3 separate regions of the Homo sapiens genome follow, and regions 2 and 3 are each linked to region 1. Evidence: read pairs that join two places in POLR2A ChIA-PET (ENCODE). Cell type or tissue: MCF 10A. All regions are shown on one strand. Links, peaks and the distances in the headings refer to the core of each region. The heading gives the core; the rest is flanking DNA.

Region 1 (10,921 bases), core at 3,793-8,792:
GCATGCCTAGCACACATAGGATACTGTTTATAATCTTATTTCTAAAGGATGGTCAACATACCACCCTTAAAATAAAGATTGATGAATTCTATGTCCAAATTCTTAAGGCAGAAGGTATTTATTTAAAATATATCAAACAGGAGCTCAAAGTCTTGCAATCAGCCTGCCAACATGGCAATCAAAAAATATGTTTTGGCACTGACAATAATTCAAAACACAATTTACAGTTTGGAGACACAGGGAACACACGGCACCCTCAGGAAACTTATACTCAATAGGATAAGAAGTAGATTTTTCGGCCGGGTGCAGTGGGTCAGGCCTGTAATCCCAGCACTTTGGGAGGCCAAGGTGGGCAGATCATGAGGTCAGGAGTTTGAGACCATCCTGACTAATATGGTGAAACCCTGTCTCTACTAACAATATAAAAATTAGCTGGGTGTGGTGGCGGCTGCCTGTAATCCTGGCTACTTGGGAGGCTGAGGCAGGAGAATGGCTTGAACCCAGGAGGCGGAGGTTGCAGTGAGCCGACATCGTGCCACTGCACTCCAGCCTGGCAACAGAGCAAGACTCCGCCTCAAAGAAAAAAAAAAAAAATTGAAGTAGATTTCTCAAAACTAATCAACAATTAGCAACAACAATTTCTTTCATTAGTATATTGGTTTATAAGCTAAAAACATTTGTCTAGACTGGGTGTGGTGGCTCATACCTGTAATCTCAACACTTTGGGAGGCCGAGGTGGGTGGATCACTTGAGGTCAGGAGTTTGAGATCAGCCTGACCAACATGGTGAAACCCTGCCTCTACTAAAAATACAAAATTAGCCAGGTGTGGTGGCAGGTCAAGGTGGGCAGATCACGAGGTCAGGAGTTTGAGACCATCCTGACTAATATAGTGAAACCCTGTCTCTACTAACAATATAAAAATTAGCTGGGTGTGGTGGCGGCTGCCTGTAATCCCAGCTACTTGGGAAGCTGAGGCAGGAAAATCCCTTGAACACAGGAGCCAGGAGTTGCAGTGAGCTGAGATCGTACCATTGCACTCCTGCCTGGGCCACAAGAGCGAAACTCCTTCTCAAAAACAAAAACAAAAACACTTGTCCATTCATAATCTTATTTAATCTTCAGGATGATTCCATGAGAGATCATGAACATTTTACTGATGACAAAAGTAAGGTTCAAAAAGGTAGAGTGCTTTTTTTAGCTCACACAGTTATTAGGTAACAGAGCCATGCAAACCAAATTTCTGAATGTTTTACCCTACATCCAGGGACAAACATCACGCTAATTACTGTGCAGTATTCAAAAGAATTAAACTATGGTCGTGAGACCTCAGAGGAGGTTGTAAGCTAGTTATGGAAAGAAGCCAGATACACACAAATGATTAGCACATAATACACTGGAGTATTGGCAAATATTAAATGATGGAGGTGAGTCAGCTGTCCTCCAGGGCTGAAGAAAAGGGGTATATTGAGATTAGAATGGTGGGGAAGGCTATTTTATAGGGTGGACCTTCGACTGAGTCTTAAAAGATTGATAAAGCCATTAAGCAGGAAGAGGGGAAGCAGAAGCTCGATGTATAATGTGTCTTGTTATAGTCAGTCTGGAAATGTCAGGCTAAGAATAATTCCACAAAGGGTGCATCTCCAATTTTCATTTAGTACGTAGTTTGAGGCCAAGAGGAGTTCACTACAGCTGAGTTTACTCAACATAGGGAAGCACCTGGATTCTTCTCTCAGATTTGTCCATCCAAATTCATTTTCTTATAGGAAAAATAACAATTTAATTACTGAGGTACTTACTGATGTTTACTGAGTACTTACTGAGCCTCTATTATGTGCAAAGTACTATGCTTGCCATTCTGACAAGTACAAAGCACTGTTTATGCTCTTGAATCTCACTGGGCACAGACACAAAAATTTAGATGCCCAAATTGAATATTCCATTACTGAGGAACATAAGAATGGTCTGAGCAGTAAGTACAATGAATGTACAGACAGGAAGTGGGATTTAGATGAGCTGGATACTGACATGGTAGTCTTGGCCACTTAATAGCACAAGCAAAGCTGACAAGGGGGGATGAGTAAAATGTATTCAGTAAACTCATCTGACAGTTTGTGTAGTATCTACTCTGTGGTAGGGTGGTGTAAGCCATTGGAGATACAAATTTCACCAGGAATGTAGAGCAGGCATAGAAGATTCAAGAAGAGATAAAGTGGTTACTCCACGCTATGTTCGTAATTTTGTATTCCATTTGTAAAGTCCGAATTCAGCTGCAATGATGTCATGTGAACATCTGGGTCCTGGGTGTAGGGGTTGGAGGAGAATGTGTACCTTTCTAAGCAGTGGTTCCTTTGAGGCATTCAGCTTTTCTCTTTTGTCAAGGCTGCCTTGCTTTGATATGGTTTCTGTATTTCCGGCTTATACAATTAACAACTGCACACATGGGAACAAAAGCGACTGTCACAACATTCACAGCTTGTGAGGCATAAGACACAGAGTATGCACTGGTACACTAATGAAAAGGCAGACTTTAAAATCCCATTCATACCCCAGAAAGTTCACAGCACACTGACATGTCCTTGGGAGCTGCCTGGAAACACTGGGTTCTTTGAATGTGGTCCTGATCATTTTCTCAGAAAGATAATCATGCCCTACATGCCTGGACTATTTAAGGCCACATGTGCTAATTTAATTTACGATGCTAAAAAGAGCTGCACCATTTGCGAAGGCAGTGGAATGCAAAGGGCTGCTCCGAGCCCTGTACACACAAGGGATCCCCCTGATCCTCTGACACTGGGAAAGAGAGAGCAATGGAAAATACTAGCTGTGGCATGGCTGTGGGTAATAGTGCTTAATCCATGACCACTACAAGCATGGAGATATGCTTGGAAGGGAAGTGAGATTTAAGCAGGGGAAGGAGAATCACTGACTTGGAAAACTGTCTCAAAAAAAAGAAAAAGTCTTGCTCTTTTGCCCAGGCTGAAGTGCAGTGGGGTGATCTCGGCTCACTGCAACCTCTGCCTCCCGGGTTCTAGCAACTCTCCTGTCTCAGCCTCCCAAGTAGCTGGGACTTCAGGCACATGCCACCATGCCCGGCTAATTTTTGTATTTTTAGTAGAGACGGGGTTTCACCGTGTTGGCCAGGCTGGTCTCAAACTCCTGACCTCATGATCCACCCACCTCAGCCTCCCAAAGTGCTGGGATTACAGGCTATAGGCACAAGCCACAGCGCCCGGCCAGAAAACTCTTAAATGGATACAAACCAGTCAGCATACCATTGGTGACTCTATGGTTATTTAACTCTATGGTTAATTAAAAGGAGAAAGTAGGAGAGGGAAATCATGGAAAGAATCATTCACGCCACAGCTAGAGGTCAGAACAGGCTTTCGAATGTGGCTTTTGAAGTCACACCTTAGCTGGTGGCTTCCTGCCTCAAACTACATGTAGGGATCCATAAGGTGCAACATCTGCCTTTCACACAGAAATGCTCATCAGCTTTTCCTTAGCCATGGACTATTTGTTCTAAAGGATTCTAAGAGGGTGAAGGAATGCTAACTCCTTAGACAGATGATCTGACAGATGGACTCAAGGGAGGCAAGGCTCTATCCTGGGGGTGAAGAGGGGGAGGGGGCAAGAGTCAAAAAGCAAACAAGGAAAACACAAAGGGCATAACATTCTCAAGCTTTATGAACATACATAATTATGCCCATAACTAAAATACATAGTCAAGACAGAGGAAGCACAAAATAGTTATTCTAATGTATAATCTAAAACCAGATTGAGAATGCATGACAAAACCTGTTTATATAAGTTTGCTACGGCTGTAAAAGAATACAATATAAAAAGAATCCCATTTATTCTTGCACATATTTAAAAAAGGAAAAAAGTCTCATTGAAATGAAAATTATGTCACCGAACAAAAGCTGATTATCTGCTAACTTTCTGCCCTAATTTTATGAAAACAGTATGGCAAAAAATATGAGCAGATTGAAGAAATAATGTAATTGTATAATACATATGAAAATGTTCCCCCAATCAATGAGGTAATCAAAGATATAGAAAGTCAATCACTTTTGCTATAAATTATTAAAGCTAATGAAAAGATCACTCAATACTCTCAGATGCTTTAGGAGTAAAAATTTGTAAGAACTTATCAAAAGCATTATTCAATATACTTATACTTTAAAGATCTTAAAAATGTTCACAGATTTTGAGTGAGAAAGCCTAATTCTGGGAATCTACCCTAAGGAACTCATTAGAATATGAATAAACATTTCTGTTTAGAAATTTTAATCAAGAAAAAAAATTAAGGCTGGGTGCAGTGGCCCATGCCTGTAATCCAGCACTTTGGGAGGCAGAGGCGGGTGGATCAGGAGTTCGAGACCAGCCTGGCCAACATGGTGAAGCCCTGTCTCTACTAAAAGTACAAAAATTAGCCGGGCATGGTGGCGTGGGCCTGTAATCCCAGCTACTCGGGAGGCTGAGGCAGGAGAATCACTGGAACCCAGGAAGCAGAGGATGCAGTGAGCCAAGATTGTGCCACTACACTCCAGCCTGGGAAACACAGCAAGACTCTATCTCAAAAAAAGAAGGAAGAAAGAAAGAAAAAGAAAAAAATTAACTTTTATAAAGATTTCAATGGGATGTAAAAGTAATTATAATAAGTGATGAAAATTAATTATTAATATAATTACATAATTATATTCACGGTATGATTATAGCAAGGTAGAAAAATCAAACAACAAATGAAAACTTTCATAAGTATACAGACAAAATACTGAAAGTTAATTTATCAGAATGCCAATAGCAATTATCTATGTGTTCTTATTTTACTTTTAACTCATTAGAATTTTACAAATATGTTACACATGATAAATGTTATAATCAGAAAAATGTAATCGAAGCCTAACTCTAGCAATAGCAATAAAAATCACCACAAAGTTACTTCATGAATTATTTAGGAAGAAATAACATAAAATAAATTAGATTAGCACTGATATAGTCAGTTTTCTCTAGTATAACATTGACCTGAAACTTGTGTTGGTTACAGATTGCACTGAAAGAGCCAGGTGGTTTTGTCTAGCAGGCAACTTCTGTGTATGCACACACACAAATCCCAGATTGGGACAGACACACCTCAACTTCAAGCTCAGTAAACTGAAATGAGGAAAAAAAATTTCTTTTGAAGTAGCCCAAAGCTTAACTTATAGATTTTATACTTGATAAGAGGATAGGGAAGAAATTAGAGCCATCCTTTGGGAACTTGACTCAGTCACATGTGGGAAATTTTCCTGGTTGATCTGTAGAAATAGGCCAGCCACCATTTTAATTATTCTCTCTGTTCTACCATCTTTAAACATCTAAATTATTTTTGTATTGTAAATGTTTGGCAAACAGACTACAGTTTTATTTTTATATCTGTGTTGTTGAAGAATAAAAGTGAACATCCTTCAAAGTCACAAGTTCTGAAGCAAATGATATAGAAAAAAAATTTAACACTGAAAATTCTGAAAAATCAACTTTCCCAAAACAAATCACGACATTTTGTTAAGATCTGATTATATTTAACTCTTCTATTTCCCATATGCTGAAAGAGTTCATATGAGACAATGGGGCCACACTTTCAGGGGGAAAATAATATGTCTTCTTAAGTCTTTCTAATTTTAAAGTTCTCAGGATCATAATATTGTTTAAAAAAAGTCAAAATCTTGAAAAATAAGAAACAAGAGCCTCCTGCTTCCCAAGCTGTACTGAAAGGAAACTGTCAAAGAATAAAAAGTCAACTCTGCTAAGAGTTCCATTTCTCTGGTCCTATAGGCACAGTGAGAATTTCCTGTGGAAAAGACAAGTACAGCTGGTGTCCAATTAGTAAAAGATGGTGATGAAAGGATATAGTTATTCAGGGTCTGTTCTTTGAAAATGATAATGACCTCTGATTTCTAAGTTCCATAAGTAGAGTCTGCCGCCTGCATGCAGGCTGCTCATAAACTTCCCACTTTCCTTTTTCTGTCTGTGTTGTTGTGGTATAAGGGGGGGGTGCGGGGAGGGGGTAGGTGCTGGAGGTACAGAAGGTCATGCCTTCTCTGCCGGCAAATATGATTAATGTGTGTACAGGGAGGAGAAAAACGCCACTCACCTGGCTATCAGCCAGCCTGACTCATGCCTCTGGGCATCTTAGAACACCAAATATCCAGCAACTCTGGCTGGGGTCTAGAGAGATGTCTATTAGCTTTCACAATGTCTGGGTTAGGAAGGTGCTTCTAATCTTGTTTGTAATAAATATTAGTTCAATTGTTAGAAGTGTTTTTAATCACCTAAAAGGAAGTAAACAGGCTTGCCTCACAACCTCGACAGGCAGTGTATGTGTGACTTGTTCTTTCTATCCGGAATCACTCGGTTCAAATGCTCAGAGGGAAGAAAGATGGTCATAAAATAAAAGTGTTATATTAAAAATAAATAAATAAATAAATAAAAAGTGTTGACCTCACCCAGGCCCATTTACCGCACTATTTACACTATTGCCACACAGCCTGGCAGCACCAGGAACCTGTGTTCCCAAGAAATGGAAGAGGCCAGCAGGGAAGCACCCATGGGTCTGCTCCAAGCCCTTCCTGGGCAGGGCTTCCCGGCAGAGTTACACAACAGCTGATACATCTGTGCACACTCCCGGAGCCTCCACTCCGACAGGAGCTAAATTCATCCATCAGTGAGAAAACAAAGTAGAAGGGAAAAAAAGCTGGGGACTCCAGGTTAAAAAACAACCACAAAAGATTTTCAAAGCAACTTCTTCAAAGGCCCTTTTATATTTATTTTAAGGAGACATTTCAATTTAAGTGACGTTGTCAATCATTTTCTTTTTCAAATATGACAATGCTATTTTACCCCTACTTCTTTCTCATGGCTGGATGGAAATGAAGGGGAAAGTTATCTTCCTTACCCAAAAAATCACACAAAGAACATCTTGGCAAGGGCAAATAACTTAAATGTTTTGTTTTCAGTGTTCTTAATTTAGCTATTTTCCATTAACTTACTATTGTCATAAAAAAGTGCTCTGATTAAATAAACTTTATATACAGCATACCAAATACTTTTCTGAAGTTATCGTTTGGGAATACAGCAGACTAAAAGAAAGGAAGAGCATGGGCTGCTGCTCACAAAGTGGTGAACATGCCAAAGTATAATTTAAAAAAAAAACCCTTTTTTCATAGGAATGAAAACCATTTCAGAAACCATTAAGCCAAAATGTAGGCTACAACCATAACTTTTATATCCTAATTATTAGCCTTGGTGAAATGATCGTGTGTATAACATTTAATATGCTGTAAAATGGGATTTCAAATACCGAACCTATAAGCATCTCTTACATTCCATAGATTCCGAAGATTAAAACCAAAATCAAAAGGTGCAGAGCGGCAGCTCTGCCTCCCTAACTCCGTGAGGGGACAGGAAATCAGGGTGTAGTGTGTTCTGGGCAGTCCAGGTATTTGAAAGAGAAGCAGCTTGTCAGGTGGGCCCTGGAGGGAAGCCCATTATATCTGTGGGGGTCCTGACATTTGGGGTAATCTAAACCTTGTTACTTGCGAATCGCCCCTGGTGGGAGGGAGATTTAGAATGGATGCCTCCTTACCCAAGCAATTAGATCATTTAGGAAACAGAGAAAATGGGCAATAAGGATCTCCCTCCTAGAGAGCACTTGCTGGTGTTCAATCAGATAGTTCTGACAACAGAAGATGTGGCATTTGCTGAACAAAACAGTAAATGCTGGGGCTCAGCCCCACACAGGGCTTTGAAAATCTCTCAACGCGTAGTGCACAGAGCATCACAAAGCTATCACCTAGCATCCATAGTGTCCTTGAACACCTGAGGACCAGGCAGAACAAGGATGCATTTTTTTTTGTGAGTAACCTCTGGGAGTACCAAATGCAAGGGCTTCTTACAGACCAGGAGCAAGGTTGTTCTTGAAGAGAGGTTGTGTTCTGTGAATGATACAAAACTCTGAACTTCAAATTACACAAAAGTAGCACTTGGAAAAAGCAAATGATGAATCCTTGTAAGTTCTAGAAATTATCTTCAGAGCCAACATAAACACTTTGAAGGAATAAGAGCAATTCAGGCGCTGGTCCTGCAGAATTAACCACTCCCTCCTCAGTGTTCTTGGGATATTCCTCAGTTATGGCACTCGTCACGTCACCCCATACTAGAATTATTTCTTTACTTGCCAAACTCCCTGAGTGCCTGGAGAACACAGAATGTCTTATTCCAATCACAACCCAAATATTTAGCACAATGCTTGGCATATTTTAATTGCTATTTAAATATAAGCTGAAAAAAATTAAGTAACTTTCTCAGATATGTGATAAACAAACTCCAAAAAACTACCATCATCTCTGATCATTCTTTAACTCCCACAATGTCTACACTGTCATTTTAGTTATCACTGTCTACATCCCCATCCTTGAGGCTGATTTGAAGCCATGTGACTTGTAAAAAATCCACTGATGACAAACATAACCGACAACATCTAAAAGGTGAATGACAAGCAAAAGCACATGATGTCTACCGTCTAAAGCCCTGTCTATATCTCAGCTGAGGAAATAAAAGTCACACATCGAACCTTTACTTGCCTTAAAGATGTGTGTGAAAGCCACATCTTTCACAAACATTACCTGCCTGTCACGGTATCAGGGCTTGGCCGAAGGCCTTAGTGTTGGTTCAGTAATATCGGCTGTAAGCCAGATGTTTCCAGAGCTATGGGCCACATTTTCAAAAACACATGCAGTATTTCTAATGATCTTATATGTTGGGTATATTGAGTATGAAATTGGTTTTCTACCAATCTGATTAAAAAGGAATCACCCGCAGGAAAATATTTCCTGAGGACTGCAGGAGTGAAACAGAGGCCAAAGAAGCACAATGAAAACACTGCAGTTCTACCTGGGTTTTAGCAAGTGAGCCCTAACCCTGTTTCATGAAGTAAGCTACCTGTTTCTATACTTGCATCCATTCATTAATTAAGGATGAGGATGTATTTATTTTTCCAGATGCCCTTACAGGATGATGTGGCTCCTAGATGGTTAATTACTTAAGCCAAGGTCAAGAACCTGCTATGGGAAAGCCACTTGGAGCTCCTCGGCAACTTGTGTTTAGCTCTTCAATCTGCTGGCATCAAAGGGAAATTTTCAACAGCACACAAATGCAAGGGAGTTTTGTTGGCAAGAAGGGCCTCTGATGGCTCTGTAATCAACTCGGCTTCAACAGGCCTTTTGCACAGACCAAAAGCAACTCAAACTTTTGGAAAGCCATTCGTTTTTTTCCTAATCGAAACACTGTCTCTTGTGTCCTAATGTCCTGTTGGAAGTGATTTCTATGAACTAAGAGAAAATTTTGTCTGTAGCAGTTTGAAAACAGAGCAAATGACACTTCTGCAAGCCTGACATTAGTGTTTTGTTTTTAATTGAAATCCAACATCAAATAACATGCCTGCAATCAGAAGAGGAAGAGTGGACCTTTGGAAAAATGGGGTTTCAGTGGATTTCACTGCCCAGAGAGATGGGGGCTGTTTTCCATTTCCCTTAAGCGATATCAAAAGTTGTATTTTTTCAAATACAGAAGTGAGAAGCAGAAAAAGGTAGCTTTCCTTCTCTTCCTGAAGTATAGAAAAGAGCTAGTAGACAAGTCTCAAAAGATAACACAATTTGTAGGGGCCGCCCTCCTAGCACTGGTGCGGCTGCTCTGCTCATCCTCACAAATCAATCTGGTCATCTCCAGCACATCTGCTCAGGTGCTGACAAATGATGAATTCCACCTCAGAATCCATAAGCAGAAAGAGGCTGGCTGATAAACAGCTATGAGCGGAAATGTATGCACCTTTCATAAGCAAGACAAATCACTCATTCTCACCAAATGCTTCCAACAGGAACACTAATTCTGTATTTATTTGCACAGCATATGTACTGCGTCCGAAGCAGTGCATTAAAAAAGATCTCAGGCAGCCAATTGCTTTGATTACTTTATTCATCGTAGTATTACAAGGGCTCAATGGCAGAGCAATGAAATAGGAAGCTAGTGAAGACTGAAACACCTCGTCAATGGCTTGTCAGAGTTGAAGGTTTTTCTGGTGCGTAAAACACACACACACACACACACACACACACACACACACTCTCACCCCTGGTGTAGGAAAGAATTTTTTTTTTAAATAAAATACTGTGGCCATGCATCTTAAATTTGCCATATGCCTTTCCTGTCAACCAGCAGTTATTTTTATTAATAACTCCAAGAACATATCATGGAATTCTTTTTTGTTTTGAGATCCGGTCATGTGACTCCTTCAACACCAGGGAACACTGGGTAAATTGTAATGTTCTAACATGCCAATGAATGGTCTCTTTTAGAGCCAAGTTGGTGATGAATTGATATTTGCTAAGGCCTAAGCAAGCACAGGGCACTATATATATTCCTTCTTCTGTGCTCTCTGCAATGATGGATGGAAGTAAGGAGCAGAAAAGAAGTCACACAGACAAGCTCAAACTGACAACCAAGCAACCACCAGTGGACTGTTTCAATCAAGCTGCAAAAGAAGTAGCTTTTTGTATTACTTACTGTAGCTTCATTCGCCTACTGTACACATGGATCATGGATACACTGTACCATTGGCCTGTCTGAAAATTGGAATGCAGTAGAAATAGCAGAAAAGATACAACTTCCTTCGGGCCCCTAGAGGAAGGTCTTTTAAGCAAGGCATTTTCCCATAGATGCCAGTACGGGAAATTCATGCTCCCATCTTCATGAGAGATCTGACTTTTGAGAGGAAAATCAAGATGGGTTTGCTGTTTTCCTTTAATAACACTCATACCTCCCAACAACAGAAACCTCTGGGACCACAAGACAGGTGTGATGGTGTCACATAGTATCCTCCAAGCT
Region 2 (10,921 bases), core at 2,875-7,874, 120 kb before region 1:
AGACAATGAACAGTGAAAAAGACTACCTCCTGCTTTGATAATTGTGCCATTTTGACACTCTTCTATTTCAATAAGAAAAACTATGTAAAAAAGGTGATTGGTGTGAACTGTCCAGAGCAAAACAATTCTTAATGTAGATGACTAAAGTAAGGCACTGAAAAATCAGACATCAAGAGGAATGAAGAATTCCTTATGCATAGTAATCCTAGCATAATGCTCCTTAAGAATATAGGAAATGGTCTTAAAACTTAATCTTTATGCATTTATGAAATTTTTTACTGAACTAAAATATCAATCTGGGATATTCAAGTTGCCTTAACTTTTCAAAAAATGCAAAACTTTTTGGACTTGGATTACTGAAGTTGTTATTTTGGCAATCAACTGGTTCCTTAAACAATATTTCATCGAGACTCAAAAATCAGAAAAGAGTTGTGATTATTACACCCATTTTACAGATGAAGGAATTGAAGCTCAGTGAAGTTAAGCACATTGCCCAAGTTCCCACAGCTAGTAAGAGCACAGAAAGAGGATTCAGACCCAAAGCTACACTTAACCAGAGTCTGTGCTTTTAAAAAAAAAAAAAAAAAAGAAAAAAAAAAAAGAAAAAAAACACACGCAAACAACAACAACCATGTTCCACTCTCTGCTTTGATGTTATGTATTCCTAGCATATTATTTTTTTAAAGTACTAAAATACGAGGGAACTGCTGGAGAGGGTGCAGTAAAACTTGAGCCCTGTAATTTATCTGCTTTTCTAAAAAACAAAATTAGAAATTTAAAAAATTAATTGGTTTTTTGCCATATGTGGTTTATTATGGCATTTATCCATGCAATAAATATTTCCTGAGTAACTCTTCTAGATGCTGCTTTCTGCAATTTTTCTTTGAAATATATAGCTTTTCATCAATATTATGGCTAAGCAGATTATCCATATTATGGAAAACTTGCACTTCTACGAAAAACTATATTCTGAATTCTAAACAACTCACCTGCAAATAAGGTTTTGAAACACATCGATAGTTAAATGAGGACTTTCTTCAAATTAGTTCTGTTTTACTAGTTTTACTGAATATTCTTATACTTTTAAAAGGTTAGCCAATAACTGTATTGTACAATCAAATGATTTCTGAAGCTGATCTTGATCATTTTAATAAGATAGCCCTTAGGAACTTAGGTTACTTTGTTTTAAAAATTGTACAGTGAATATTAAAATTGCCTCATGGCTTAAGATAAAACTGTAAACTTTTAATCTAAATACCTAAAGCTGAGAATTAGCAGTTAACCACATACATTTAAGCATCTACAGACTATAGATTTAAAAATGATGTCCATAGTAACACAGAATGTCCTAGTAATAACTCAGATATAACAAATGCTGGAAAAATTCTCTTTTAGTATCATTTTCAGAAAATGACAATTGTCTTCTTTATTATAGATCTCTCATTAAAACATACTAATTCCTGAATCAAGTGTGCAATCGTAATTCAGTCTGGATGGTGAATATTCAGGACATTTAAGGAGAATTTCTTAGAAAATGCAACTTTTCTGGTTTCTGAAGTTATCTGAGTTAAAAAGGTCAACGCTTTGGGAAGATACAGTTGAAATATCTTCTGGAGATGGAAAAGTATCCTTTGGAGAGGAAAAAATGCAGAAATATGTTTAAAATTTATCTTTCTACCATCTGATTCGGGGTTCCTAGGAAGTGTTTATAAAGTAGAATTCTCTAAACAGTAGATGATGTCAGAGTGAGTGCTATTTGTTTCTAATCTGTTTTTAAAAAATATAAAGTGTATTTTTTCAAGTATAATAGACCCCAGGACTTTATCTCCTCATTTCTTTCTTTCTTTTTTTTTTTTTAGACAGAGTTTCGCTCTTGTTGCCCAGGCTGGAGTGCAATGGAGCGATCCCAGCTCACTGCAACCTCCGCCTCCCAGGTTCAAGCAATTCTCCTGCCTCAGCTTCCTGAGTAGCTGGGGTTACAGGCATGAGCTACCACGCCCGTCTAATTTTGCATTTTTAGTAGAGATGGGGTTTCTCCATGTTGGTCAGGCTGGTCTTGAACTCACAGCCTCAGGTGATCCACTTGCCTTGGCCTCCCAAAGTGCTGGGATTACAGGCATGAGCCACTGCGCCCGGCCCTCTTCTTTTAGTTGCTTACTCACTTAACTTCCTCCCAGATCAGCTAGTTCTCATCTGTGTGAACCTTTTTCAAGTTACCTAACTTTTCTGGGCCTCAGTTTCTTCACCTGTAAATAGGGAAAAAGAATAGTTCTTCGTAGTGCTGTTTTCAGATGGCGCCTGGAACACAGTACATGCTATATAAATTCTAGTTATCCTTACTTATTAAACATCTGCATGTGCCAAGCAATGTAATACAGGGCAGAAAGCAGGAACAGCTGTGAACAACCTACCATAAATATATAATGTCAGGGATGATAAGTGCCTGAGGAAAAATAAAGCACAGTAAAAGTATAGAGAATGCAGAGAACAAGGTGTTATTTTTATATAGAGAGGTCAGAGTCGCTGCCTCTTGGATAAAGACATTGTTTGAACACAGACCTAAAGAAAGTGAGAGCAAGGCACGTGAATGCCTGGGGCAATGGGAAGCCCAGGTAGAGGGACAATAAAGTCCCCAGGTCCCGATGTAGGAGTGTACTGGATAGGAGAGGGAGGAGGGCTGGCAGCTGAGTAGCCAGAATCAGGCAGACGGTGGTAGCAGAAGTCAGAGGCCGAGGGAATCAGGGAAAGGAGTTCAACCATGGAGGACCTTGCTGGCCAGGTTAGAGACTGTGGACTTTTGTCTGGGTGAGACAGGAAGTCACTGGAGGGCTGTGACAGAGCTCTGAGGCTGTGAGGCACTGCTCTGTCAGTGCCATGAGTGGGGAAAACAGGAGCTTGCTGCACTGGTAGAGACCACAGATAATGATGACTTGGACAGAGCAGCTGGGAGAGAACTAGTTCAATAACCCTAACACGCCTCTCCATTCTGCATTTTCCCTAAAAATGTACCTTTAACTAGGATTTATTGAACATCTACTAAGCAAGGTATTGACCTGGACCACTGTACGGATGTTATCTTTTACCCTAATGCTGCAGACCCTCAGATAAAATATAATAAAATTAGGATATTAAAGCTCCAAGAATTTCTGAAGTCAATTATAATTACATTATTTTACAGATGTAGAGTTCAAACTCCAGATGGATGAAATGATTCTCTCAAGATCATACAGCTAGTTAGGTCAAGAAAAGGACCTGGGACTCAGTTTTCCTTACTTTATAAAAGCATATATTCAAATCAGTGTTTTATGGAATTACAAAGATAACTTATTAAAAGGATTTCCCTTTACCCCTTCTGATGTAAAAATAACTGCAAAACTTCTATCAAACATATTCTCATTAGGTTAATATTTAAGAGTATCATTTCTAAATTGAGTATTTTTTAAGTTTCTAAAAGGAGTATTAAAAAAAAAAAAAAGACAGGGTTTTGCTATGTTGCCCAGGCTGGTCTTGATTTTTTTGGCTCAAACAATCCTCCTACCTCAGCCTCCCAAACAGCTGGGACTACAGGCATGTGCTACCATATCCAGCTAAAATGAGTATTTTTGAATTTTTTAAAATTACTGTTTCCTTTAGGAAGTCTATATAAACAACTATTGTCTTAATCAATTGACTGGCAGTTCTGCAAATCTATCATTGATATAAATACCGCCAACTTTCTGTAATTACTTTAGTATGCCAATCTCTTACCAAAATAACTCCTGTAGATTAAAAACAGTATTTGTCAGATTCAGAGATGGCCCCAGTCTACCTCAGCAATAATCAGCAATTATAACAACTTAATATACTGTCTGTTCCCAAGGAAAGGAGAATATAGCATAGTTATTCTTGGGAGTTAAAATAAAGGGACTAGAACTGCAAAGCATGTTTTATTTTTAAAGTAAATTGGAAACTTCATTTAGGATATTTTCAACTACCACATTTTCTTAATTTTATAAAACTCAAAGACATTAAGAAAAAAAGAAATCTGGTTGAGGATAAGGCAAATGTTGATAAGAATCTTCTGACTCATGTCCTCTCTAAGTAATGAGGTGAATAGCTTGTTATGAAATCCTTGTCTTCCCTTCCTCCAAATCTGTGTTTGTATCTGAATTTTGGCACTCCACAGTCTTCACTATACTTAAGCCTACTCCTAGCACCATAAAGCAGGATGGCCAAAAAGCTATAGCTTTCTTTTTTCTTTCTTTCATTTTTTTTTTTTTTTTTTTTTTTTTTGAGACGGAGTCTCACTCTGTCACCCAGGCTGGAGTGCAGTGGCTCAATCTCGGCTCACTGCAACCTCTGCCACCCTGGTTCAAGTGATTCTCCTGCCTCAGCCTCCCAAGTAGCTGAGATTACAGGCTCCTGCCACCATGCCCAGCTAATTTTTGTATTTTTTTTTTTTTTTTAGTAGCGATGGGGTTTCACTCTCTTGGCCAGGCTGGTCTTGAATTCCTGACCTCATGATCCACCCGCCTCGGCCTCCCAAAGTGCTAGGATTACAGATGTGAGCCACTGTGCACAGCCAGCTTTCTTTTTTCTAGGGAAAGTAAGAAGAGATTTTAAGGCTATGAGGAGCTAAGAGGTACTGCTGTCCTAGCAAGAACATTCTGTAAAATTGACTGGTGGGCAGTGAAGCTTGTTCCTGAGATCAGCAATAGAGCATCTTGTAACGTAGTAAGTGTGAAAATAGCTATTTCCCAATCATCTTGTTCATTCCACACACATTAGGGAAGAGGAAAATTCAACTGAGGGCCAATTCTCCCCTAAGAATCCTTTAGTTTAATTATGACCACAGTACATTAAACGTCTGTAAGACAACCATGTTAGCTCTGCTGCTCCTGACTGCAGTGGTGGAAGAGAAGAAACCCTTTCATTACTAAAAAGACAGGGAAGGATGCCTTTGCGGGTCGAAAACATGGTTGAAAATTCAATTTAACTGAACACCAAGCCACTGTGCTTCTTGTTAATGAACATCTTTTTGCTGCTAATTTTGTGCTATTTTACCTTTCATTAAAAAAAGTAATTCAAGTTAAACTCAGCTGAACAGCAAAAAGCTCTTCATATTTTGAAGCATTTTGGAACAATTACTTTGACGGAAGCCCTTGACAGTTAAATGACTCCGTTAAATGAATGTTATAGAAGTCACATAATGATTTTTAGTGAAATATTGAATTTAACCACAAATGAGGAAAAACCAGTCATAAGCGCTATGGGTATATTTGAATAATAACATCTTGCTTATGAAGCTGAATGAATTCTATAATTTCTAATAATCAGGCAATCAACTAGTTAGTTAGTGGGTATGTTCCTCATCTTGGTGCTCTCTATTCATTTTTGATTTTTGCTTTTGCTGTTGTTTTTTTAATCTGAGAAGCCAGTAAGAAAATTTCAAAACTAGCAAGAATTTTCTCTTACATTGGTATAGTATTTTACAGTGAGACAACTAATGAGTTGCTGTCCCACAAATGAAGTCCTCCTCTTTCCTTTTTCTCATATGCTGAATGAGATTCTTTCACAAAGTAAAAAAGCAATAAAAGTCAAGAACATGCTGCCTGAGAAGTGTGAATTCACTGTATGCCAGTGCTTCCTGCATCTGTGGGACTCAATATTCCTTTTCTTGTTTTATGGATCAAATGTGAGATAGTATCAAGGCTTTTGCATGTTTTCTCATGACTAATGACTGAAATATGTACTGAAATAATAAAACTGGTACTGTTCAATTTCCTTTTTAAATTCAATTCCAATATAAGTGACAGTTATCATTGTGATGGTGAAATCTGACTTATTATAAAATTCTGTTTTCTGGAGAAGGAGAGGAGCTAGAAATCCCTGTAGACTTAAACCGTGTAAGTTGTGAGTGGGTAGGGACATTTGGACTGAAGAAATGAGTCAGAAAAAAGAATGTTCTTGTTTGTCTGGCAAGCTGGGGTGAAAGTCGATGCTAAGCATACTGAGTGGTATAACTTGGATCTCTACCCACTGTGTGTGGTTGCATTTCCTGATTCTTCCAAGCAGGTGAGGCACAACTTTCTCCATGTTCTCACTACTCCCTGAATTTATCTTCATCATCAGCAATTGTCGACTTATACTTTAATTGCCTATTTACATGTCTGCTCCCCAGTGAAAGGTCACTCCCTAAGAACAGGGAATATCTTTTCATCTTGCATCCCCCAGCATTTCTCAGCTCAGATTAAGCTGTCCAATAAATGTATTTTTTAACAAGTAAACTTTTAACCTCTTCAGTTGACAGTGAGAATACATGGGAAAGGCCAGATAGTTTAAATATAAATACTAGTTAAAGTCCAGATACACAACAAGCTGCTTAAAGTAGCTACCACCTATAATCTTGCTACTCAAAGTGTGGTCCACAGTTCAGTAGCAGCAGCAGCATCTGGGAGCTTCATACATCCAGAATTTCAGGCCCTGCCTTAAGACCTCCTGAGTCAGAATGCATTACAAGATCCCCAGATAACACTATGCACGGTGAAGTTTGAGAAGCATTTACCTATAACATATGATAGTAGGAGGTATGAAGAAGTGATGGGTATATAATGGAGAAGAAACAAGGCCAGGCATTCTGATTAATACAGAAGTCTACTGAGAAAGTTTTAGAGCTCTCCCAGGACAGAGTCACTCAATGCTCACAGGTCGGAAACTCGCTCATACCAGTTACCTTGGAACCCCTTCTAGACACTTCTTCACAAGTCTTTCCTGTTTAAAGACAGAGCTACTCTTAATAATTATCTTTTCTCCTTGCTGCAAAGAGAGTATTTATCGTCAACATGCTGACATGTCCAGGAGTTTTGGCTTCCTCCACTGAAAATGTGGAAGATTGAAAGGATATTGCTGACACCTGAATAAGAAATCCAATGACTCCAAGCTATGTAAATTTAATTATTTCCTTTAATTTTTTTTTCAGGAGTCTTTTTTTCTTTTCCTGAGCTTTGGAGAAGTCCTGGCAATTTTCATTTAAAAAAAATACAAGTCAGCAGTGGTTCAGTGAACAGGCTGACACGTAATTTCATAGGGGGAGACGCGCTCTGTCTTTAATCTAATTTGTGCTCTCAATTCCCAGCTAATGTATCTAGGGATCCTGATGTACGCATTTACAAGGAGATATCTGTAATGCAGAGTCCAGCTCTCTGCAATTCTCTGAAACATGGGTAAAAAATTAGTCTGGGTTCTTGCAGCTGCCCTACAACACGATAAATCTCTATATACTCACAGATGTAGAAATATTCTCGGCCTGGCCTGAATTCAAATCCTAGAGAAAAGGGAGTGAAGAGCTGGAATTTTTCAGAGAACTTCAGCGGTCCATTTGGAGAGTGAGGCCGGTTACATTCCCATCTCTTGAACCCTTTGGAAGTGTGGTCGCAGGCACTGTAGCCATCAAAGTTCACCATGTAGAGGACATAGCGCTCAGTCTTATCTTCTGGGACGGAGTCCTCATAGTGAGGGCAGAAAACATCCAGGTAGTCATTGATACAGACATCAATATGGTAGTCACCCCTCTGGAATCTGTTAGAAAAAGAAAAAAAAATGTGATAATTCATAGAGAAAGGGCTTTCTGCTTGGAATCAGTGGTTAAGCCATTCAATAATTTTGGAGCTAAAGCATCTAGTATAGTAAGTTCTTACTGAATGCCATTATGATTTGGGGCATGGTTTGAAATGTTGCAGTTCCCAATCTAAGCCACAAAAAGCCATTTTACAGTGAGATTCCATTATATTTGTTTCAAAATATCCTACAAACTAAGTGCTTTGCTTTCATTTTAAATATTATATTAAATATCACTCTTTCAAACTGTGGAACTCTATAGAGGTACTAGTGTGCTGTTTTCCATGTTTCCTTTCATTCTTAAAAATCATATATTAAAACAAAGTTTTTATATTTTTATAATAGTGTTTCACTTGATAAATATTTTTGAATAAATGAATGAGGAAATTAAAGAACAAATAAATGACCGAATTGTTTTTTGTTATAGTTGAGGCCATTTTCCACTTTCTATGCAAATGAGAATTACAGCCATAAAATTGGGAGAATTAGAATCATAACATTTTACAGTTAGAAAGACAATTCCTAAAACACTTCCATTTTAGAGAAAAATAAAAAGACATAAAGATGAAGCAGTGAGTGATTGAGCCAAACCTAGTATGGAGACTTCGGATCCCAGTTCAGTGCTTTTCTTAGATCTGCTACGTCAGAAACTTATTTTAGTGCATCTCGATTTTGATGCAGCATCTTTTCCATACTGAGAAAACAACCCATCTAAATCAAATGGCTCTTCCCCTCATTTCTTTTAATCCCTCAACAGGTCATGTTCTAGAGCTGGGCTGGTGAGTAATGAAAGTAACAAGCCAAATGAAAATAGCCAAAACCACGGCTAATTCATCCTAGTTAAAAATGTACACACCTGAATACACACACCTCCCACCACAAACACCACACTGTCTGCTTCAATTCTCATCTCACAAAAGTTTTGCTTATCTGTTTTAACTAATGTGTCTTTCCCCATCAGTCGAACAGTATTTCCCAAGACACAACGATGTGTGAAACAGGAACTGTTATGCATACAACTTTCTCAGTCTAAAATCATGGTGGAAAAGCGTACAAAACTCCTTTGTTTTTAGCTGGTGAGGAAATTCTTCTCTGAGCCCTCAGAAATTTCATCATAAAATTGTGTTACTGCTGAAATACAATGCTCATAAAGTCATATAATCTCCAAGCTGGACAGTCTGAGTGTGAACACTTCCCAGTGGCAGTGAGATAGTTTATTCCATTTTTGGACATCTCTAGATGTTGGAAAGTTTCTTCTTATATTCAGCATATCCGCTTCTGTGTAATTTCTACCCAGTGATCCTACTTCTGCTGCCTGGAATTACAAAAAACAAATCAAATTCCTCTTCTGCAAGGGAGTCCATAAAACATTTCAAGATGTCAGCTATATCTCTCTATATCTTCCTTTCTGCAGACATTTGAAAATCTTGATTCCCTTGGTTCTTTCTAGTATAGTTCCCAGGCTCCTCATCATTCTAGATTCTTGACCCTTCTCATAGTCTCCAGTTTCCCAGTATATTCCCCATAAAATGCAGCACCCGAACATAAACATAATAACGACCTCTGACAGTTTGTGACCAATGTCCACCCCAGTAGAAATATACCACCTTCTAGCCGGGTACAGTGGCTCACGCCTGTAATCCCAGCACTTTGGGAGGCTGGGGCAGGCGGATCACTTGAGTCCAGGAGTTTGAGACCAATCTGGCCAACATGGCGAAACCTTGTCTCTACTAAAAATACAAAAAATATTACCCAGGCATGGTGGCATATGCCTGTAATCCCAGCTACTCGGAAGGCTGAGGCACAAGAATGGCACGAACCTGGAAGGCGGAGGTTGCAGTGAGCTGAGATCACGCCACTGCACTCCAGCCTGGGTGACAGAGTGAGACTCGGTCTCACAAAAGAAAAAAGAAAGAAATAGACCACCTTCACTCTGGATGCTAAATATTCATTGACAAGCCAAGATACTCTTCCGAGAGACAACATTGTGAAAAAGTAGAGACACCATTCATTTTGACTAAGTAGACCTAGATTTAAGAACTGGATCTGCTGTTGGTTGAGTGGGAGAGTCATAAATCATTCTGAGCCTCAGTTTCCTCATATGTAAGTTGGGCTAATCATGAGAACCTGCCTTGCTGGCCTCTGGTGGCTGCTTCAAGCCTTAGATAAGGAAATGTATGGAACAAACTGTGTAGATGTAAACCACTGTTACCATCATCAGGATATACCAAAGCATATTAAAATAAGTAAATAAAATATTAATTTTAAAATAATAGCAGTAAGAACATACAACAGAGATAAAAATAATATGTATATTTCCCCTTTTAAAAATCCAAAAGGAAAATCATATAGAAATGTTAAATTCTGTCCTTAAATGTCAAATGATCCATAGCAACTCCACTTGACCCTTGCTCTTGAAAAGCAGCATGCTGATTTACACAAGAGAAATAAGGACAAATTCTCAGAATATTCACTTTTCAGCTAGAGGATCCCAAACTACATAACCATTTTTTTAAAAACCGAAAACACTTGGAAGTATTTATATATTTGCAATGACCACGAGTTTACTTTTTCTTCATTACTAGCAGACAATGATTTGTCAAGATGCAAGGAAAGCCTGTGTTGCTTTTAAAAGATTTTTGAACATCAAGCTAACATCACTGCCAAAGTACAGAGAAAAGACACTGCAAAGTTCAGATAAAAGGGTGCTGGGATATGAAGCATCAGCACTCAGAGTAGCCTGACAGTTTTGGATAAGAGCCAGACAAGAACAGCAGAAGGCAATGCCCAGATGCACTTTATATTATTATATTATTATTATAGATTTTAAAGAGATTCAAGGGGGAAGTTTTTTCTTTCCCTAAGTGTCACTCATTTTAGCTTCCACTAGCATTTGGCACTGCTCAAAGTGAAAGTAAAAATTAAAACTGCCATTGTCTGGACCCATTCTGTTACTCCTTTATTCTGTAATTCCTTTATTCCACAACTGAAAAAAAAATGTCAGTTTCTTCATGCCTAGAAGTTTGCTCTCCTTTCCTAACTCTTACCCCTGTTAATGTTGCTAAATTTTTACTAAAGCAAACTGTGAGGCTGAAGACCCATTCTACTTTGTGTTGACCAGCTATCCCTTCTGATGACATTTTATTTTGCATGGAGTGTTAAGTGAATTACGGTGGTACCTATTTCAAACATGCGATTGCCCCAGCAATTATTATTTCTTTCTTTCTTTTTTTTTTTTTTTTTTTTTGAGATGGAGTTTCACTCTGTTACCAGGCTGGAGTGCAGTGGTGTGATCTCGGCTCACTGCAACCTCCGCCTCCTTAAT
Region 3 (10,921 bases), core at 3,649-8,648, 73 kb before region 1:
TCTGATAATGTAAATTCAGGGCACAAAATAATTAAAACTTGCTTGAATTAACTCAGGGATGCTATAGCTATAAGAATTTTCTTATAATCACTTTAAAATTCATTAAGAGTGAGTGAGCTTTTCTGTATTTTTCCATATGCTTCCATATCCTCTTTTTCCATCAAATGCAGTATGCACTTTGGTTCCTTGTGAGTGAGGACAATTTGAAGTTTCTAATGTTGACTCCAAAGGCATGAAGTCACACTCACCGAGCTGCATCTAAGTACCTAACTGGGAAAATGTTTTGTGTGGCATCAAGTACCTCATATTAGATCACAGTTTACTCTGTATGACAGCAGCATGGGAAGTGGGTTAAATGCATTAAGAAAATAATTTCAAAGCCCAGGAGAGCTTTTGGGAAGTTTTACTATGAATCTTTAAACCAGAAGCAATGACTACAGTGAGGGGACAGTAGGAATTTCATGGGATTCAAAAAGAGGCAGGGAAATAATTGAGGCACACCCTGCCCCTAACCTCCTAACCTCTGGAGTCTGGGCTGGCTAGAATTCAGCCCCGGGACCAGCAGCACTTCAGCAATTTAGCACCAAAAGGAAGCTTTGGTCCACTCTCCTGTCCTCCAGGGGTATATGTCTCAGAATATCCCTCCAATCTTCACTACCCTTGTCACAACCCAGGCCCAGGGATACCTTCTGATGAAGATGACAAGCAGCCCCTGCCCCAGCCCCAGAATAAATGAAAGACAGCAAGATTGTACTTTAGCAAAGGTGGGGCAAGACATGGAGGTGATGCTGCTGCTTCAAAATCGATTGTTGTGTACATCCTCGGGGAGCAAAGGGGAGAAATTCTGCACTTAATTTTCCGGAGAAACAAAGCATCACAGAGGATTCTGAGCCCAGACCTTCTCCTTCTCTGCTGCACTGCTCCTTCTCTAAGGTGAACAGTTTCATTTCCTGCCTGAGCTTTCTACAATGAAGTCCAATAACTCAGCTCTCTGCTGTCCTGACAGTTTAGTTAAACCTACAGAGGAAAATGTTACAAATACAATCCCAGGCAAGAGGGGAGTTGCCCATAGGCTCAAATTAACTACCAGTCCCCAAATAGCTAACCCTCACTTATCACACAGAAAGAATTCTGAAGCAAAACCAAATCCATAAGCAAAATTCATCACGCCAGGAAAGAGGAGAGGGGAAAATAAACACCTCAAGTCCACAACTACTGTTTCCAACTCTCCCTCCTCACTCTGCGTCCTGACAGAGACTATGTTCGCAGCCATCCCTCTGCCTGAAGAGGTAAATCTGTTTTTAATGCAAAACTCCTTTTCTCTCTCTCTTTTTTGTCCTTGAGACCAGCACTGAGCTCACCGAGGAAGCACGGCCTAAGGGTTTACACCTGTGACCCAAACTTTCCATTCTGTGTGAGGCTTTTTTTTTTTTTTTAAGAAAAACAATTCAAGGGAAGTTTCCGAACCACTGCTTTTCCTTAGGCCAATGGTTACCAACAGCGACAGCAAAGCTTTTCATTTTCAAGTGTGACCCAATTTATGACTTACATTACACCAGATTTCACCTTCACTTCTTTCCAAGGCCCTGCGAAGGCCGTCTTTTCTTGCATACTGGAAAGAGTGAACATCAACATTTTAAGCCTCTAAAGATAATGGGTGACGGTTACCTAACATGACAACCCAAAGTCATTTCTCCCTGTTTCCTAGATCTTGTTCTGTCACAACTTATGTAGAACATTAGAAGAGTTAATATGGACAGGTGAGTCCTAAAAATGAGTCTTGGACAGCTCATAACATGGCAGAACACCAAGGTTTCACCGCTTTACTCCAAAGACGCCACGTAAATGTGGCTTTGCCTCTTAAAGCATGAGCCAATATGACAGCAAAGCTGACATGGTGATCATGGAGTGATGACAGTTAGCTTCTGAGAACTTAAGTCCAACATAATTGAAAATCAAATAAATAGGTAGTTAAATAACTATCAGAGGTTTTATTCTCATGCAAATCCATCACAGCAGCGTAAGAAATGTAGGGATACAATCATGGTGACAGTCTTTGTTCAATCTCTGGCTAGTCCAGATTGCTTGCAGAGATGTTCCCTCATTTTAAATGTACTGCCATGGTGTCTTAGTATATCACGAGGGGAGAAAAAGGCCCCTCACAAAGATACACACACAATCCAAGCAGGATAGAGCCTGAGATCCTCACTGAAAAACAAAGAAAAAGGGAATGAACTCAGGTTCACGGCTACTGGTACCAGACATGTGCGGTGTGCTCTGCAACCACCTGCCTTGCCCACTACACCCAGCCACACTGTGAAATCAAGACCGGGTATCTCATTTTCAGCTCTCACTCATAGGAGAAAGTCGGGAGCAGGAGGAGGCAGACTAACTTACATCAAGTCACCTTGCTCCTAAGCACACAGCTAGGACCCAACCGCAGGTGCTTGTGACTCCAAAGCACTTTTCATCACACCTTGATTCCAAAGACGGTGCTCGAGTTATTTAGAGATGCAGCCCTTTGCTAAAAGAGTCTGCCACTGCACTGCCAAAGCTTCTTTCATGATACCAAAGTTCCACTGTGGATTTAGAGACAATAGACGGCTCATAAGTCGTGTTAAGCCATGATGTGTCAAAGGTGCAGGTATTAAATGCTGAGTCATTGCTATGCTTTGCAGAGATAATACTTCATCCTCCCTGCCCAGTCAGCTAGGCTTGGAGAAAGATAGCTCAAGCAGAGCCGGGCACCAGAGCGGAAATGCTGGGAAAGGTTTCTCTCTCCCAGACTCCCTTCTCCACTCCCACACCTCAGCAAGTCTCAGTGTCTGCCTGTTTTAATGATTCATGCACAGGAGAACAAGGCTGATGTCACGGGGCCAAATCTGGGTGAATGGAATGCTACCCTTCCCAGCTGTGCGGCATGAGGAATGTTCTCGCGAGATCGACTTAGAGAAATTTGCTTTGAGACACTTGCCTTTCTCACTTTCTGTCACAGTTAATGAAGTCAGATCTCCTGTTTGTACACCACTCACTCGGTGTCTACAAGAGGAGATAAGGCAAGCTCACAAATCCCTAGTCTGTAAGTTAGTGTGGTGAGTCTGGTAGGTGAGATGCACAAAGGCTTGAGCGTTTGGGGTGGGCCATCAGGAAAGGGCTCCAGAAGCATTGGCATTTGACTCCAATGTTGTGGGAAGTGTGATAGCTGGAGCTGGGGCAAATGGAAGGCGCTATACTAGGCTAAGAGAAATACCGAAGAAGAGATAACAATCCTAAATTAATTGGGAAGAGCGTTAGGTTTGTCTTAAGTATTTCTTTTATTCTTCCACAGCTCAGATTTCAAGCCTATCTTCATTGATGGAGCCTTAGTCTCAATAATAAGGAAAACCAATCTTTAGAAGATTACTAAGAGGTTACACAGTAATTTACATTTAAATAGGTAATTACTGAACAAAATCGAAATAAAAATCTAAAGGAATGATTGTAATGGTGGAATTTTAGACAACATGCCAAGTGGAGGGGCCATCTCAGCATCTATCAAATCTCATCACTTAGGGCAGTACTTTCAAAGTGAATACCTAGACCTTTAGCAGTGTGAGGAGAACTACAGGTGATATGTGGATATGGCATTAACAAACAATGAATGATGTAATGAGAAAAGTAACTCTATGAATCTTCTCTCAAGCAGTCAAGAAAAAAAAAGTCTCACTATAGTGCTAATAGGTCTTTAACACCTCTCTAGCACTGGCTAATCTCTCCTTTCAATAGAGAGAAAGAGCAGGCTTCTGGATCTGAGGCTTGTTGGCTTATGACAATAATATGTACATTCATAGCAAAGGGACATTTGGAAAAAGGCTATAAAGTTTCCATGAAAAAAATTAGGTAAAAAAAATAGTGTCTATTTGAAAGAAAAATATTAAGCAAATTCTGACATAGGTGATATGCGCACATGGCAAAAGTTGTGAAGGTGGCACGTGGATAACCAAAGTGTGAGAAATCCGGTCTCACAGCCTGTTCATCAGGCAGCTTTACCTTTGGGCTTTATTGACCTAGAAGTAAAATATAAGAGTCAGAGTCAGCAGGAAAAGCCAGCTCTGAGTGCTAATGGCAGCGGACCCAGAGGCAGGGCATGGAAATGTTACCACGCTGTCTTTCCCAGGCAGAAGCAGGAAAGAGACCAGTGACCCACTGTCCAAGGTCCTTTCCTTTGCACAGCAAATCAAAAATCATCAGAAAGAGGTAACAAACATAGGCTACATACATGTGGACATCAAAATCAGGCTTAGGGTTTTTCATGGGAAATTCATAATCATATTATAGCTATAAGAATGAAACATTTACAGCCAAACTTTCAATTATGACATAGCATTTTGTTCTATTTTCATGATCACACTTCGTTTAATGCTCAATATCACTGACATCTTGGTAGAACGGATAGCATACAAGCCATATACCATTCTTTTTAAAAGCAGAGTTATGCAAAATGTGCTTTAAAACATGTTGTGAAGAAATGCAAAATCACAGTTTTTAAAATGGGAAGAAATCTTGACTGCCCTTTGTTTTGTCAGAAGGAAAGTTTATCACCCAATAAAAAAGAAATTATACTTGTAGCTTTAAATAGGCAAGAATCACATTGTCAAAATGCACATATTTTCTTGGAAATAGTCACCCTTAGGCAGGAAAAACAAAATTGCTTTTAATGACAGAAATTTTTAGATTGTGCTTGGAAGGGAAGGGTGTTTATAAGAAATAAAGCTAATGAGTCAGAGAGCAAAATAAAATGAATGGTGCAGTTCCTCACTTGACAGTGCATAACTTGATAAGAAATCAAGCTCTGCTAGCAGCAATCATTGAAACGTCCATTCTGAACTGAATGGTGCCAGGTGACTGTCCTTAGAAGGAGGCACTCCTAGCCTGGAGGTGCTTTTGAAATCTTCCAGGACTAAAGAATCACACCCTTAGAAATTAAGGAATGTGTTCCTGGGTGTGCAAGAGTTAAAACCTCACCAATGTTGGCACTCTACCAGCTTTCACAGTTCTTTTGGTTGAAAGCTTACATTAAAACTCATGAAATTAAACTCATTAATTAATTCTTTGTGTTTTCTTAACAAGGACCCATCAGCTACATGTGATGTAGAAATAAACAATTGAAAAGGAAAAAAAAAATAGGCCATACAGGTTATTTGGCATCATGTAAGCATTAAGGAAATACAGCTGCTTCACTAAATGACATTTTTTAAAAAGAACAAGTCTGAAATGTTGTTGTCAAACCAGTTTATGTGTTGATAGGAGCACAGAATTTAATTACTTATGGGTGATGGAGGAGAATATAGATTCTAGCACACCTGGTAAAATTTAAACCACATTCTGCCACAACCACCAATGAATGTTTAGCAGGACCAACTAAGTGCTTAGCATTTTGAATTTGCAGGATCCAGTGCAAAATAAAAATGTGGGGCCCCTTGTTAAAACATTATTAAGAATTTCAAGATGGTAGCAGCACAACATTCAACCAAACACCAGGCCCTTTTGAACACTGGGTCCCATGTGACTACCCCAGCCCAGCATCCATGAAGCTGTTCCCTGCGCTCCTCAACTGCAGTTACACTTTCAGGCCCCTAAGAAAGTACCAAACCAGTGGTACAGACTTGCCCATCCTACATTCATAAGAAAATAGATCCTCAAATGCCCTAAACAATATTCCCCTTAATAGATTCAAAGATTGATCTAATTTTGGTATTTCCTCTTTCTTTTATTTTTTTTTGCAAGCCTGAATAAAGACTTCTCAAAATATTTCAGTTTCCTGCTGCGGAGCTAAGCCAAGGAATGGCTTGGTTGTTAACAACAGGCAGTTCAGTATATTGTAAAGGAAGAAGTTAACAATCATCTGAAAGTCAAGGCCTGTAGCCCACCACCTTCTGACTGACCTTGCCACAGTGGTGTCTTTCTTTTCTTGTTAATGTGTCTTTCAACACTCAAACAGGATGTCAACTATGAGAGAAGTTACTGCCCCCCCTTTATTTTTTTTTTTTACCACGCACCCAAGAGCTGTTTCCACATCACAAGAATCCCTGTTACTTTCCAGTGAATGACTGTGCATTGTGGCTTAATCTCAAAAGGAAGTAGACGTATAATACCTTAAAAGAAAACAAACATGCACACACAAATACCAGAAAGAGAAGTCATCCCACAAATTCCACCTCTGAATTCTAGCATCATTTCTTGTTTCTCCATTTGGAAGCTTCAAATTATTCTCTTTAACAACTCTTTCTAGCAATGAAATATGAAGAGGTGATGATTTCCTCCAAATTAGGAGGACATTAACAATTAAGTGTTAATGCGAACACCGTTAACAGTAATGCAATTATAACTGTATTCCACAAAGGGCAATAGGAAATAATTACTCTGATTCTCAAGTGATAGATAGTTCCAGGAGAATGAGATTCTCAGTCTAAAATTCATTAGGAGGGGCTCTGAAACTCACATACACACCTACAGCTGGAGAGCCGCTCCTTTGCTGTAATAACCCTGTAAGTGCCAAATCTGGCATTCTCTTGCCATCTGCTTTTAGTCCCAAAAAATGGCAACAGTGAGGGTCCTGGGAACACTAACTTGCTGCTTCTGGGGCTACCATACAGCACTCAGATCCTGATAGGGCTTATCTGAATAGCCAGAGATGCTATTTTAAGCCTCCAAGCTGGACCCAAAGCAAATGACACCCAATTGTTATTATACGGCTTCTGAGGATGATGAAGTATATCCAAGGAAATGACTAATCTCCAATTATCATATGCATGGCAGCATTGAGACTTGACCAGAGAGAATGGTATAATAGCAGTGAAACCATTAATGTCTGTGTCAGTCTTATTTGATTAAAATTGGAGGACTAAACAGAGAAGCTGATAGAATCAGTCAGTTGCTGAAGTTTTCTCCTAATGATGCATAGATGGGAATTTTAAAATGTGCCTCTAAATTCTATATCAATTCTCAATTTCGGCACTCCTTCAACAATTCATAAATTCTTCTCCCCTTTAATATTTTAAAGATTAACATTGCTGATAATGGATAAACTAAACTTTTTGAAATTTCACTTCTCTATTCTGTACTTTGTGGTGGACATGTCCACAAGAATGATGAAATGAAATCAGGACAAGGCGGAGGCAGGAGAATCACTTGAGCCCAGGAGTTCGAGACCAGCCTAGGCAAAATAGCAAGACCTTATCTCTAAAAAAAATTAAAAATAAAAATACACGAAATCAGGAGTAAGATGTCTTTTTTATCTCTTTTCTTCAAGAAAAACCCATCTACTAAGTTCTGATGATTTCTTTCTTGATATCCTTCTCAGATCTCTCAGAACCCATTTTAATACCGCAGGCTCATGCAATACTATTGTCACTCATGCAATTAGTATAATTACCTTCTAGCTGGTCTCACTTGTCTCCTTATCGCCTCCCAATTCATCAGGCTTTCCCAGGTTAGGAACCCCAGTGACTCCCTATTCTGTAAAATCAATTCTAATTTGTGCTTGGTCCTTCGCACTCCCCATATTTTGGTAGCATGGAACCTATCCAGCCTCAATTCCCAGGACTCTTCTGTAACCTGGTCTTCTCACCTGCTGTGCAAACTCCTACCTTCAGGCCTCTGTTGATTCCCCCTTTTTGCCTCCAATTCCCTCACTCCTCCACTGGGCTTTCTTCAGTGGTTAAGTTCTGTTAAGCTTTCATTACCTTCATAGCCCACCAAGATCTCTTCCCTTTCTGAGACTGCACAGGACTGAGGATATTATTACACTTAATGTGTGCAGTTACAGAGATTATTTTTTCTAAATCTGAGACATGGTCCCAGTAACATTTTATATTCCTTGGCATTGATAAGGATCATGTCACTATCTTGTCTTTATCCTTCATTTTGGGGCACATGGTCTACAAATTCATGCTAGTCAGTTGATGATAGAAACATTAATCCTCCAACTGAATAATGTAGCCTGGATAACCGATAATGAACTACTTCTACTAATAGGTGAATCCACTTGTAAATTATGGGTAGGGCAAGGCCATGTTGCTTAGTGATGGCTGGACCATGGATTGTGATTATTTACAACAGCTGAAAAGATGTATTTGGTGATCCATCCACATGTGAATGGTAACTAATGAAAAAAGAATTTAAACATCAAAGAATACAGTATTCTCCTTCATAGCTTGGTGTTGTAGCTATAGGGGATAATAAAGACAGTGATATTACATATGTAGTAGTTCTTACATGTAGTTGAAGATTTATCTATTGTTTCTTTTAACATTTAATAAGTTATATCCATGTCCATACGTTTTAGAAATAACTGCTATATTGTTTCAAAGAGTGCAAATAGCCTTAAGTCTGCAGTGATATACACAAGTTCTGAAAAGCTATAGATATTCACAGAAAACACATGCACAAAGCCATACACACAAAATATAAAGTTTGATTGAATAATTTATTATTCCAGAAAAACAAGAGTAAATGTGGATATTAAAGGAAATAAAGACAAATCCATTCTCTACAATGCTTGGGGGCTAATTTAACCTACAGTAATTAGACATCTAGCAGATCTCACAACTAGTCAAACCAGTACTTCCAAACACTTGTTTTATTACATGTTTTGTCACTAGGTTACGATGGCGTCATCAAATATTTTTATCGTAAGCGTCTATACTTGCAGTGACTCAAGACCGTGTTTCTCTCAGCTACTGCAAATAATAATGTTAATAGTATTAGTGATGATAAAAATTGTAACACTTTGGATGTTAAAAACACTAGAAGTTGTTAGTAAAGGTCTCTGGAGATTTCTACTCAGAATTTAAATGAGAACTTGAGATAATTCTTACACTCCTGGCTGCAAATTAGCAACCATCACTCCACAGCTTTCATATTAAAACTATGGGTACTTGAAGACTTTAGTCATTAATAAACTTTGCCCAAAGGACATTAGCAAAAGGCATGCTTCAGGTGATGGGATAGTGCCTCCCAGGACAGTGGGACTTGTCAGACTGTGCAACAGGATCCCATGGACCTGTCTCAATCAAGTTAATTAGAGACATCTGCAGCACAGAGATCAAGCCAAGCCAGCTCTGGCAGCTTATTTGCACCAAAAAGGTACAACTCATGTGGGAGGTAAGAGAGCTAGAATGACAAACAGATAGAGATCAGTAACGTGAGCTGGCTCAGTCATCTGAGTGTACTCACTGTTGAAATAAAGCTGGTAGGACCAAGGGATGCAAATGTCGAGCTGATGAAAAGGCTGAAGGATATTTGAACAAACCTTTGATATTCTTAGCCCCTGCAGGCATCTCAACACTGTAAATGGAGCCCCCAGTCTCCCTCCCCCCAGCACCTGCTTGAACTCTTCATTCACCTATACCTTACCTCCTGGGGTTGCTCTCACTCATTCCAGGGACCCCAGCCACCGTTTTTCTGCAAACAACTCTGCCCTCTTCCAAGATGTTGTTACTGATGGAGATCTGATGTTGGAAGTTGTAGCCTTTGTACTGCTGACATTGGTTGAAACTTTGCCTCTGAAACTTACACTCTATTCGACCCAAATCTTGACTCTAAAAAGCCACATCATTCCCCATTGCTTCCAGGTCTGATTTTTTTTTTTTTTTTTTCAGTCTGAGTCTACTCATCTTAGTGGAGTTTGGGTCTTTAAATATTTCTTTTATTCATTCTCCTTGTTGATATCATTCTTGAATTCCCTAAACATGATAGCAGCCAGCTTCTAATGAATTCCACTTATTCTACTTTTCATATACACACCAAGAAGAGCCAGGTGTCTGCTCACTGGGGAGGCAAATAGAACTATGCCCAAAGTCAGAATGTGACTACAACAGATTTAATTCTCAAAGCAGAAGGAATCTGAAAATACAGGTAGCCTAACACTCTACAATTTGGTGTGGAACAGATGCCAAACCATGACACATTCTTCCAGCTCTAGAACGTGTTATGATCCGATATTCTAATTCATTAACAATCGGATTTTCACTTGAATTTTTTTTTTTTTTTTTGAGACAGAGTTTCGCTCTTGTTGCCCAAGCTGGAGTGCAAATGGTGTGATCTCGGCTCACTGCAACCTCTGCCTCCCGGGTTCAAGTGATTCTCCTGCCTCAGCCTTCTGAATAGCTGGGATTACAGGCATGTGCCACCACGCCCAGCGAATTTTTGCATTTTTAGTAGAGATGGGGTTCCACCATGTTATCAAGGATGGTCTTGATCTCCTGACCTCGTGATCCGCCTTTCTCGGCCTCCCAAAGTGCTGGGATTACAGGCATGAGCCACCATGCCTGGCCTCATTTGACTTTAACATCCACATAGCAAATACATGACTATCATGCTTTTGACACAGATCTCCATAAAAGACAGATTGTAAACTGATGGCCTGTGAATCAATTTCGGCCCTGTACACTTGAGTTTAGCCAGTACAATGTTTCAGAGTCATCTGAACCAATATTTAGAAACCCAGAGATTTCAAATAAAGTACATGTTTCTACCTTCTCTTGAAAACTTGGATGATCAGATGCCACTGGCTCCACATTCTTCTTACACAGAAATATTCTGCTGGAGTGGATGACACCCAGTTTGTACACCAGGTCTGATTTTCTCACTTAGGTACCTGCCGGCTGCATTAGCCATGAAAGTTTGCATCCCTTGCCAAAGCACCCACGCCTTTGTCACTTTTCAGTATACCAAGTAATCAATAATATTTTACAGATTGTTTTCCATTTTAAGAAATGGTCATCAGCACTGAACAGCCACAATGGAGTTTTCAAGGATTTCAAACAGTCTGAGTTCAAATCTAGTATGTAAAAATTTCCCAGAGGATCAGAAACCCTTGTTGAGTTTTCCTCCAGGCATGACTAATACAATACAGGGAGGTGCTGTCATGCAACCATGC

What was found. Peaks named below come from ENCODE experiments on the same cell type or tissue, not always from the same donor. Only the 100,000 strongest peaks of a DNase experiment are listed, where the experiment ranks them.
Region 2: POLR2A ChIA-PET joins it to region 1 with 20 read pairs; 7 of 35 experiments call an interaction of 5 or more read pairs at or near these places.
Region 3: POLR2A ChIA-PET joins it to region 1 with 42 read pairs; 5 of 35 experiments call an interaction of 5 or more read pairs at or near these places.

The regions. Positions count from the first base shown.
Region 1 is chr5:107,536,528-107,547,448 of GRCh38, forward strand. The region is part of intron 1 of EFNA5 (ephrin A5); the gene reads right to left. Among named protein-coding and RNA genes, the nearest start is that of EFNA5, 130 kb to the right of the region's middle. In MCF 10A, for the core only: no CTCF peak of the experiment used is centred there; DNase peaks (open chromatin) are centred at 6,134 and 6,594.
Region 2 is chr5:107,419,953-107,430,873 of GRCh38, forward strand. It overlaps EFNA5 (ephrin A5), which reads right to left. Exons shown (of 5, transcript NM_001962.3): 2 at 7,265-7,557. Among named protein-coding and RNA genes, the nearest start is that of EFNA5, 250 kb to the right of the region's middle. RefSeq lists an enhancer at 2,812-2,941. In MCF 10A, for the core only: no CTCF peak of the experiment used is centred there; DNase peaks (open chromatin) are centred at 4,119 and 5,959.
Region 3 is chr5:107,463,643-107,474,563 of GRCh38, forward strand. All of the region lies in intron 1 of EFNA5 (ephrin A5), which reads right to left. Among named protein-coding and RNA genes, the nearest start is that of EFNA5, 200 kb to the right of the region's middle. RefSeq lists enhancers at 1,908-2,409, 8,871-9,625. In MCF 10A, for the core only: no CTCF peak of the experiment used is centred there; DNase peaks (open chromatin) are centred at 6,079 and 6,749.